3 separate regions of the Homo sapiens genome follow, and regions 1 and 3 are each linked to region 2. A link is a loop called in an ENCODE intact Hi-C map of the cell type or tissue named here. Cell type or tissue: ascending aorta. All regions are shown on one strand. Region 1 overlaps FLYWCH1 (FLYWCH-type zinc finger 1). Region 2 overlaps PDPK1 (3-phosphoinositide dependent protein kinase 1). Region 3 overlaps THOC6 (THO complex subunit 6).

Region 1 (2,500 bases), 380 kb before region 2:
TAAAAACACAAAAAATTAACTGGGCGTGGTGGCGGGCGCCTGTAGTCCCAGCTACTCGGAAGGCTGAGGCAGAAGAATCGCTTGAACCCGGGAGGCAGAGGTTGCAGTGAGCTGAGATCGCGCCACTGCACTCCAGCCTGGGCGACAGAGTGAGACTGTCTCAAAAAAAAAAAAAAAAAAAAAGGCCAGGCGTTGTGGCTCACGCCTGTAATCCTAGCACTTCGGGAGGCCAAGGTGGGCAGATCACCTGAGGTGGGGAGTTTGAGACCAGCCCGACCAACATGGAGAAACCCCGTCTCCACTAAAAATACAAAAATAGCCAGGCATGGTGGCATATGCCTGCAATCCCAGCTACTCGGGAGGCTGAGGCAGGAGCTCACGCTATTGCACTCCAGCCTGGGCAACAAGAGCAAAACTCCATCTCAAAAAAACAAAAACAAACAAACAAACAATGGTCAGAATGACTCAGATTCCAAGGGTCTCTTGGTGGAAAAGTGTTTTTTTTTTTTTTTAAGACAGAGTCTCACGGCCACCCAGGCTGGAGTGCAATGGCGTAATCTTAGCTCACTGCAACCTCCGCCTCCTGGGTCAAGCGATTCTCAGGCCTCAGCCTCCTGAGTAGCTGGGATTATAGGCACCTGAAACCACACATGGCTAAATTTTGTTTTGTATTTTTAGTAGAGATGGAGTTTCACCATTTTGGCCAGGCTGGTCTCGAACTCCTGGCCTCTAGTTACCTACCTGCCTCCTAAAGTGCTGGGATTACAGGTGCTCTACTAAACATCAGAAGCTTCTTGTTCTTGGGTTTGGTTTACTCATCAAAGAAGGGGTGGCATGCATTATATGTTGTGAAATTTTCTAAGTTCTAATATCATATTCTAAAAATATATAGAAACTATTTCAGAATGTTAAGACTATAATACTAAAATGACCCCTAATCCTGCCACTCAAATGCACAACTACTTCCATTGTTGAACTAATGCCTTTAAGGCGCTTGCTTTTCTGTAGCACACACTGCGTTCAATCATGTCTGCTACTGTATCCCCCTCGAGAGCAGGAAGCCCCCACCAGAGGCCACCTGGAGTCTTTCCAAAGGACCATTACATAAGGCAGGACCACCCGTCACGGGGGAAGCGCAAATTTAAATCCTCAGCAGCAATACTCCATATGGCCACAAGATGGTGGTGTTGCTCCTGAAATGTTCCTATTGCCTTGGTAAAATTACACGGGTGGCAATGTTTTCAAACAAGAATTTGGAAATTTTTCCAAGTTGGAAAAAAAATTCAAGAGGATTTCCAAAATGTTATATTTACAAAAAGTAGTACTTCGAGCTGGGCATGGTGGTGCGTATGTGTAGTCCCAGCCACTTGGGAGGTTGTGGCAGGAAAATGGCTTGAGCCCAGGAGTTTGAAGCCAATCTGGGCAACATCACATGACCCCATCTCAAGAAACAAAAAATAGGCCAGACGCGGTGGCTCACGCCTGTAATCCCAGCACTTCGGCAGGCCAAGGCAGGCGGATCACGAGGTCAAGAGATCGAAACCATCCTGGCAAACATGGTGAAACCCCGTCTCTACTAAAAATACAAAAATTAGCTGGGTGTGGTGGCGCATGCCTGTAATCCCAACTACTCGGGAGGCTGAGGCAGGAGAATCGCTTGAACCCAGGGGGCAGAGGTTGCAGTGAGCCGAGACCATACCACTGTACTCCAGCCTGGGAGACAAAGCAAGACTCCGTCTCAAAAAAAAAAAAAGAAACAAAAAATTAAAACAAATGAATAAATATACACGCATATATCAGAGAGCAGCTGGGTGTGGTGGCTCACGCCTGTAATCCCAGCACTTTGGGAGGCTGAGGTGGGTGGATCACAACGTCAGGAGATCGAGACCACCTTGGATAACATCTACTAAAACACAAAAGATTAATCAGGAGTGGTGGTGAGCACCTGTAATCCCAGCTACTTGGGAGGTGGAGGCAGAAGAATTGCTTTGGAGGTTGCAGTGAGCCGAGATCATGCCACTGCACTCCAGCCTGGGCAAAAGAGGGAGACTCTGCCTCAAAAAAGAAAAAAAAAGAAAGCAAAATCCAATTAACAAATTCAGTAAAGACTATCTTTCTAAACAAGTTTTTGTTTCCAAAAAAGACCAAAATATTACTTGGACAAGACACTACGTTCTAGCCCTCAATCCACTGGTCTTTCCTACTATTTCCTTTCTATTCTGGTCATATTTGTTATTCATTGGCGAATTTTATTTTACATGTTTATAACTTAAAAACATTTAAGGCCAGGCACGGTGGTTCACGCCTCTAATCCCAGCACTTTGGGAGGCCGAGGCAGGCGGATCACCTGAGGTCGGGAGTTTGAGACCAGCCTGACTAAAATGGAGAAACCCCGTCTCTACTGAAAATACAAAAATTAGATGGTCATGTTGGTGCATGCCTGTAATCCCAGCTATTCAGGAGGCTGAGGCAGAAGAGTCACTCGAAACCGGGAGGTGGA
Region 2 (2,500 bases):
CATCCTCTCAGAAGGGACTGGCCACGCTTGCCCCCTCATTTCTGCAGCGCTTCCCAGTTCATCACCTGCTTGCCAGACTCCGTCTCCCACCGGTGTCAATCAGCTGCCCTGGAGCATCTAAACCCTGGGTCAGGCGGCTCAGGGGATGAGTGCATAGACTGAAAAAGGAACACTCCCTGTTTCTCCCCAAAACTGTGCTGAAGGCAGTCTAGAGGGCCAAGACCTGTCAAGAAGAGCTGCCCAAGGCCTCTTTTCAGGCCCCACATCTCTGCAGGCTGCTGCTGGATCCTTCTCATAAGAACACATCTCAGAAAAGCAGAACAAACCACTTCCCTCTTACCACTGGGAGCTCACCTTGCCAGCTCTAGACTCAGCTTGGACTGGCTGTCAGGGCAACGTTGCGTACAGGAATACATCACACTATGCACCAGACCAGCCACATAAGGAGGAACTCCCCAAAAGGAGAGAGAAAATCGAAAGCCACTTCTCTCCATGCTCCCTGCTTCTCCCCTCACCTTCCCCTAAGGATGCAGCCACCTTTGCAAAAGACAGAACCACCCTAGGGAGGGCAGGAGGCCACTCTGCCTAGTCCCCCAATTCTACCTTCAGCAAAATCATTACATGTTTCTTTGTTCCAAAGGGAGGATTTCAAGCCTCACCCATTCAGAGTATCGGCCCTCAAACAAGGCCGAATCACAGCCTCTTCCCAAACAGCTGCTTTCTGACAGCAGGAGGCTGAAACAGGCCCCGGGGTCACAGAGTTCAGCCATCTGCCAAAGAAATATGTACAGTTCTTCCATATGAAGACACCCCTCCTACCTCCAGCACGGCATGGTCAAGACATTCAGGCCCAATCCCTGGGAAGACATCCTGGGCAGTGGCACTGAAGATTTCCTTACAGAGTGCTGGGCTGAGCTGCCCGGCAGACCCTCCCTCAGGGGCTCCGAACGTGAGGGGCAGGGTGACACTGGAGTCTCTACCACTTATGAGGCAGGTACCTAACGCCTCTGCAGCTCAGCTTCTGCACCCGTAAAATGGGAACAACACCTACCTCGCAATGAGGTGTGAAAGTACCTAGGGAAGCGCCTGTCTTGAGTAGTCAGATCAAGAAATGGTACTCACTGCCTCTGGCCCACTTAGCATCAGACTGGGCCAGGCCACTGTCTGCCTTCACGCTCGCACTGCTCCCCCTGTTGGCTGTCCACGCGGACACACAAGGGAAAGTTCACTGGGAAGGGGGCTTCTCACACAGGGCCTACAGGGCCACCCTAAAGTCCAGATGCAAACCCACTTGAACCCTGAAGATCTATCCATCCTCAGGTGAAAATCCAGGATCAGGGCTGCCTCTACCATTACAGACAGGAAACACGGCATGTTCTCACATACGTACACATGGGGGAATCCAGCTGACAGATGCAAAACGCTCGTTCGTGACACTTCCTCATGTGGAAATCCATCTTGCATTCTATCATTCTTGCTCACTGGATTCCAGTGTTTTTGTGCAAAAAAGCCATCTCATGCGAAGAAAACTGCAGATATGAAATGTCCATCATGTGGAACTGCCAAGGCCATGAGAAAATTTGCTCTTTCCTCTTCCCGTGGATGACACCAAATACACACCTTGCATTGGAACAGCGTTACTGGGTGCGAGTTAACCTCACAAATTTCGCCATGACTGTCACTGGGTGCAGGTTAACCTCACAAACTTCGACATAACTCTCGGCCCCAGCCTCCACTGAGCCTGGCCAATCCGCCTAATTCATGTTTTTATGTTACCCGGGCCACTCTGGTGTACAGCCACACATGTCGAAATAGCGAAAGGCATCCCTTCAACATTTTTCTCAGCTGAACCTTCTTCCTTAACACGCATCTCTACAAAGTCCACGAGTGAGCTGCAGAAAGTTCAAGAGCCTCCTGACGTAGTTACAAAATTCAGCGTCACTCTGCCTTTTTCTCAGAAGAGGGCCCATACCTTTCCTCAGGTTCTCAAACAGACTCACAACCCCCCACTCCCCGCCCCACAAAAAAAAAGATCAAGAACGCCTATCAAAAAGCCACATCTGCCGGGCGTGGTGGCTCACGCCTGTAATCCTAGCACTTTGGGAGGACGAGGCGGGCAGATCACTTGAGGTCAGGAGTTCCAGACCAGCCTGGCCAACATGGCGAAACACCTTCTCTACTAAAAATACAAAAATTAGCCGGGCATGGTGGCATACGCCTGTAATCCCAGCTACTCAGGAGGCTGTGGCAGGAGAATCGCTTGAACCCGGGAGATGGAGGTTGCAGTGAGCTGAGATCGCATCACTGCACTCCAGCCTGCGCGTCGAGAGGGAGACTCCATCAAAAAAAAAAAAAAAAAAAAGCCGCATCCTGGAAGACACGGGATCAATTAAATTTCTTGGGTTTTCCTTCATTTAAAATATTTGCCTTTTAAATCAAATGTTAAAGCCATGTAGACGTTCTTCCATCACCCACTGCACATCGCATACAAGGCATAAAT
Region 3 (2,500 bases), 490 kb before region 2:
TCCGCGGCACCCCCGTGTGGACCTGCCGCGGGATGTCGGCGTTGCGTGCGTCCCGCTGACCGCCCGCGCTTCCGTCTGCGGGACCGTCCACAGCTGGAACGCGCACGGTCAGAGGCTGGGGAGGCGCTGAGTGCGCTGCGGAGGCTGCAGCGGCGCGTCTCCGAGCTGGAGGAGGAGTCACGCCTCCAGGACGCCGACGTGTCGGCTGCCTCGTTGCAGTCAGAACTGGCCCACAGCCTCGACGACGGCGACCAGGGCCAGGGCGCCGACGCACCCGGAGACACCCCGGTGAGCTCGTGGGGCCCCAGCCCCCTTACCTGTGCCATCGAGAGGGTTGCAGGCTCCGCCTTTCCTCCTTTCCCCAATAAACTCCACACCACTAACCCATTTCTTTGGCCCACAGACCACCCGGTCCCCAAAGACCCGAAAGGCGTCCAGCCCCCAGCCTTCACCCCCGGAAGAGATCTTAGAGCCCCCCAAGAAGCGAACATCCCTCAGTCCAGCGGAGATACTGGAGGAGAAGGAGGTGGAAGTGGCCAAGCTGCAAGATGAGGTGGGGCAGAGGGCACGGTGCTGGATGCACGGCCCCTCCAGCTGTCAGTTTCTGTCTCCCATGTCCACCTCCCAGCCTTTGCCCACTAAGCTCCCTATACCTGGATCGGCTTTCATCTCAACAAACTTACTTCAAGAGCCAGCCTGTATGCCACCTCCTCCAGGAAGACTTCCTGGACAGCACCTCTGCCCTTAGTTCCACTCCCAATGCTTCTCCCTGCATCCCTCCTGCAGGGTTATACCACTCCAACTAACCCTGCTCCACCCCACCCCGCACCAGCCTGAGGGGCTCAGAGGGCTCATATCGGAGTCTCCAGCACAGGGCCACGGCTGCCTGGGGTGTCTGTCGCAGGCAGAGGAGGGGTGGGGAGAGCCAGAGTCGGGGCTGCTGGGAGAAGCAGGGAGGCCCATTGGCCCATCTGCCGCACGGCCCCCCTCCTCTGCTCACAGATCTCGCTGCAGCAGGCAGAGCTGCAGTCCCTGCGGGAAGAGCTGCAGAGGCAGAAGGAGCTGCGGGCGCAGGAAGACCCTGGGGAGGCCCTGCACAGTGCCCTCTCAGACCGGGACGAGGCCGTGAACAAGTAAGCCTCAAGCCATTGACCACCGCCCCAGCGCCCTCTGGGCCCTCCTGGGCTCCTGATTCCTCTTCTGATACGGGTTATAATGATCCCCACTCCCACCCAGGGGCCCCCTGACCTCCTTGATCTAGGTGTTTGCAGCCCTCCTCCCGCCCGGGTACAGAAGTCCCCCGCCACCCCGGCTCCCTGAGGCCCTAGCGCCCTCAAACGCGTCTTCTGCTCCTGCCCGCCTAGGGCCCTGGAGCTGTCCCTGCAGCTCAACCGCGTCTCGCTGGAGCGAGACTCCCTGTCTCGGGAGCTGCTGCGCGCCATCCGCCAGAAGGTGGCGCTCACGCAGGAGCTGGAGGCCTGGCAGGTGAGGGGCGGGGCCCGTGTGCGGGGCGGGGCAAGGGGCGGGACCGGCGCTGAGCCGACCACGGCCTCCCGCAGGACGACATGCAGGTGGTGATCGGGCAGCAGCTGCGCTCACAGCGCCAGAAGGAGCTGAGCGCCTCCGCGTCGTCGTCGACCCCGCGCCGTGCCGCGCCCCGCTTCTCGCTGCGCCTGGGCCCCGGGCCCGCCGGTGGCTTTCTCAGTAACCTCTTCCGAAGGACCTGACGGCTGGGCCCAGAGGGCTGCCCTTGCCCACTTAGGGGCTCACTTTCCTCTTCAGGCCAATGGAGCGACAGGGCCCAGATTGTCTTCCAAAAGAAGCTGATGCCCTCCCCGCCCCAGGATGCTGGGCAAGGGCTCATCGGGAGCAGGGGCTCATCCGGAGCAGGGGCCAGCTTTGTGGGGCAGGAGCTCCAGGTGGGTGGCAGGGGCAGGTGAACAGAGCTATTTTCCGAATTAATATACGTCTATCTTTTCTAGGGCAGGGATGGGGCTGGGTATTTATGTATCAAGATCGGACAGAGTAATATATAAATCACTCCACCGATTTGGCCCCCATTCATAGAAAGAAAGAGCATGGTAAAAAAGCCTGAAACTTTATTGTAAAAAAAAAAAAAAAAAGAAAATGAAAAACACTCTAAAACCCTGAGCTGGCTGGGGGTGTCGTCAGAGATCAGAAGGACAGGGAGAAGGCTCGGTAACCCAGGTTGGTGAAGACATCCACCCGGCAGCTGTTGCCTGCAGCTGTCAGGACCTGGAGGAAAGAGGGGCATGACTGGCCTGCCCACACCCCTGCCTCCCAGCCGCTCCGCGGCCCCTGCCGGACCCACCTTGCACTCAGGCGCGGCAGGCTGCTGGTTGAGGCTGAGGCTGAGCAGCCCTGGGGAGGAGCCAGGCACCTGGGCCTTCAGCTCCCCGCTCAGCTGCCACTGGTTGACGCAGCGGCCCTGGCCAGCTGACAGAATCTGCAGAGGACAGGGAAGGTGCTCAGGGGTCAG

What was found. Peaks named below come from ENCODE experiments on the same cell type or tissue, not always from the same donor. Only the 100,000 strongest peaks of a DNase experiment are listed, where the experiment ranks them.
Region 1: a loop joins it to region 2, with 5 times the contacts of the local background. A loop is called at or near these places in 4 of 110 quality-filtered maps.
Region 3: it touches region 2 in a loop (5-fold over the local background); 2 of 110 quality-filtered maps call a loop at or near these places.

The regions. Positions count from the first base shown.
Region 1 is chr16:2,918,524-2,921,023 of GRCh38, reverse strand. The region is part of intron 2 of FLYWCH1 (FLYWCH-type zinc finger 1); the gene reads right to left. Among named protein-coding and RNA genes, the nearest start is that of FLYWCH1, 7.8 kb to the right of the region's middle. In ascending aorta, CTCF peaks have their summits at 969 and 1,169 (motif pointing right); DNase peaks (open chromatin) are centred at 1,143 and 1,383; H3K4me3 peaks cover 1,022 bases; H3K27ac peaks cover 1,596 bases.
Region 2 is chr16:2,538,941-2,541,440 of GRCh38, reverse strand. All of the region lies in intron 1 of PDPK1 (3-phosphoinositide dependent protein kinase 1), which reads right to left. Among named protein-coding and RNA genes, the nearest start is that of PDPK1, 2.2 kb to the right of the region's middle. RefSeq lists enhancers at 1,172-1,261, 2,325-2,500. In ascending aorta, a CTCF peak has its summit at 1,201 (motif pointing left); no DNase peak of the experiment used is centred here; H3K4me3 peaks cover 1,403 bases.
Region 3 is chr16:3,027,333-3,029,832 of GRCh38, reverse strand. It overlaps THOC6 (THO complex subunit 6), which reads right to left. Exons shown (of 13, transcript NM_024339.5): 12 at 2,333-2,467; 13 at 2,083-2,256. The coding sequence ends at 2,176. It overlaps BICDL2 (BICD family like cargo adaptor 2), which reads left to right. Exons shown (of 10, transcript NM_001369667.1): 6 at 94-288; 7 at 404-553; 8 at 1,003-1,133; 9 at 1,365-1,485; 10 at 1,560-2,151. The coding sequence ends at 1,727. Among named protein-coding and RNA genes, the nearest start is that of THOC6, 4.5 kb to the right of the region's middle. RefSeq lists enhancers at 1-475, 2,088-2,500 and a silencer at 1,500-1,559. In ascending aorta, a CTCF peak has its summit at 1,433 (motif pointing right); a DNase peak (open chromatin) is centred at 1,442; H3K4me3 peaks cover 312 bases.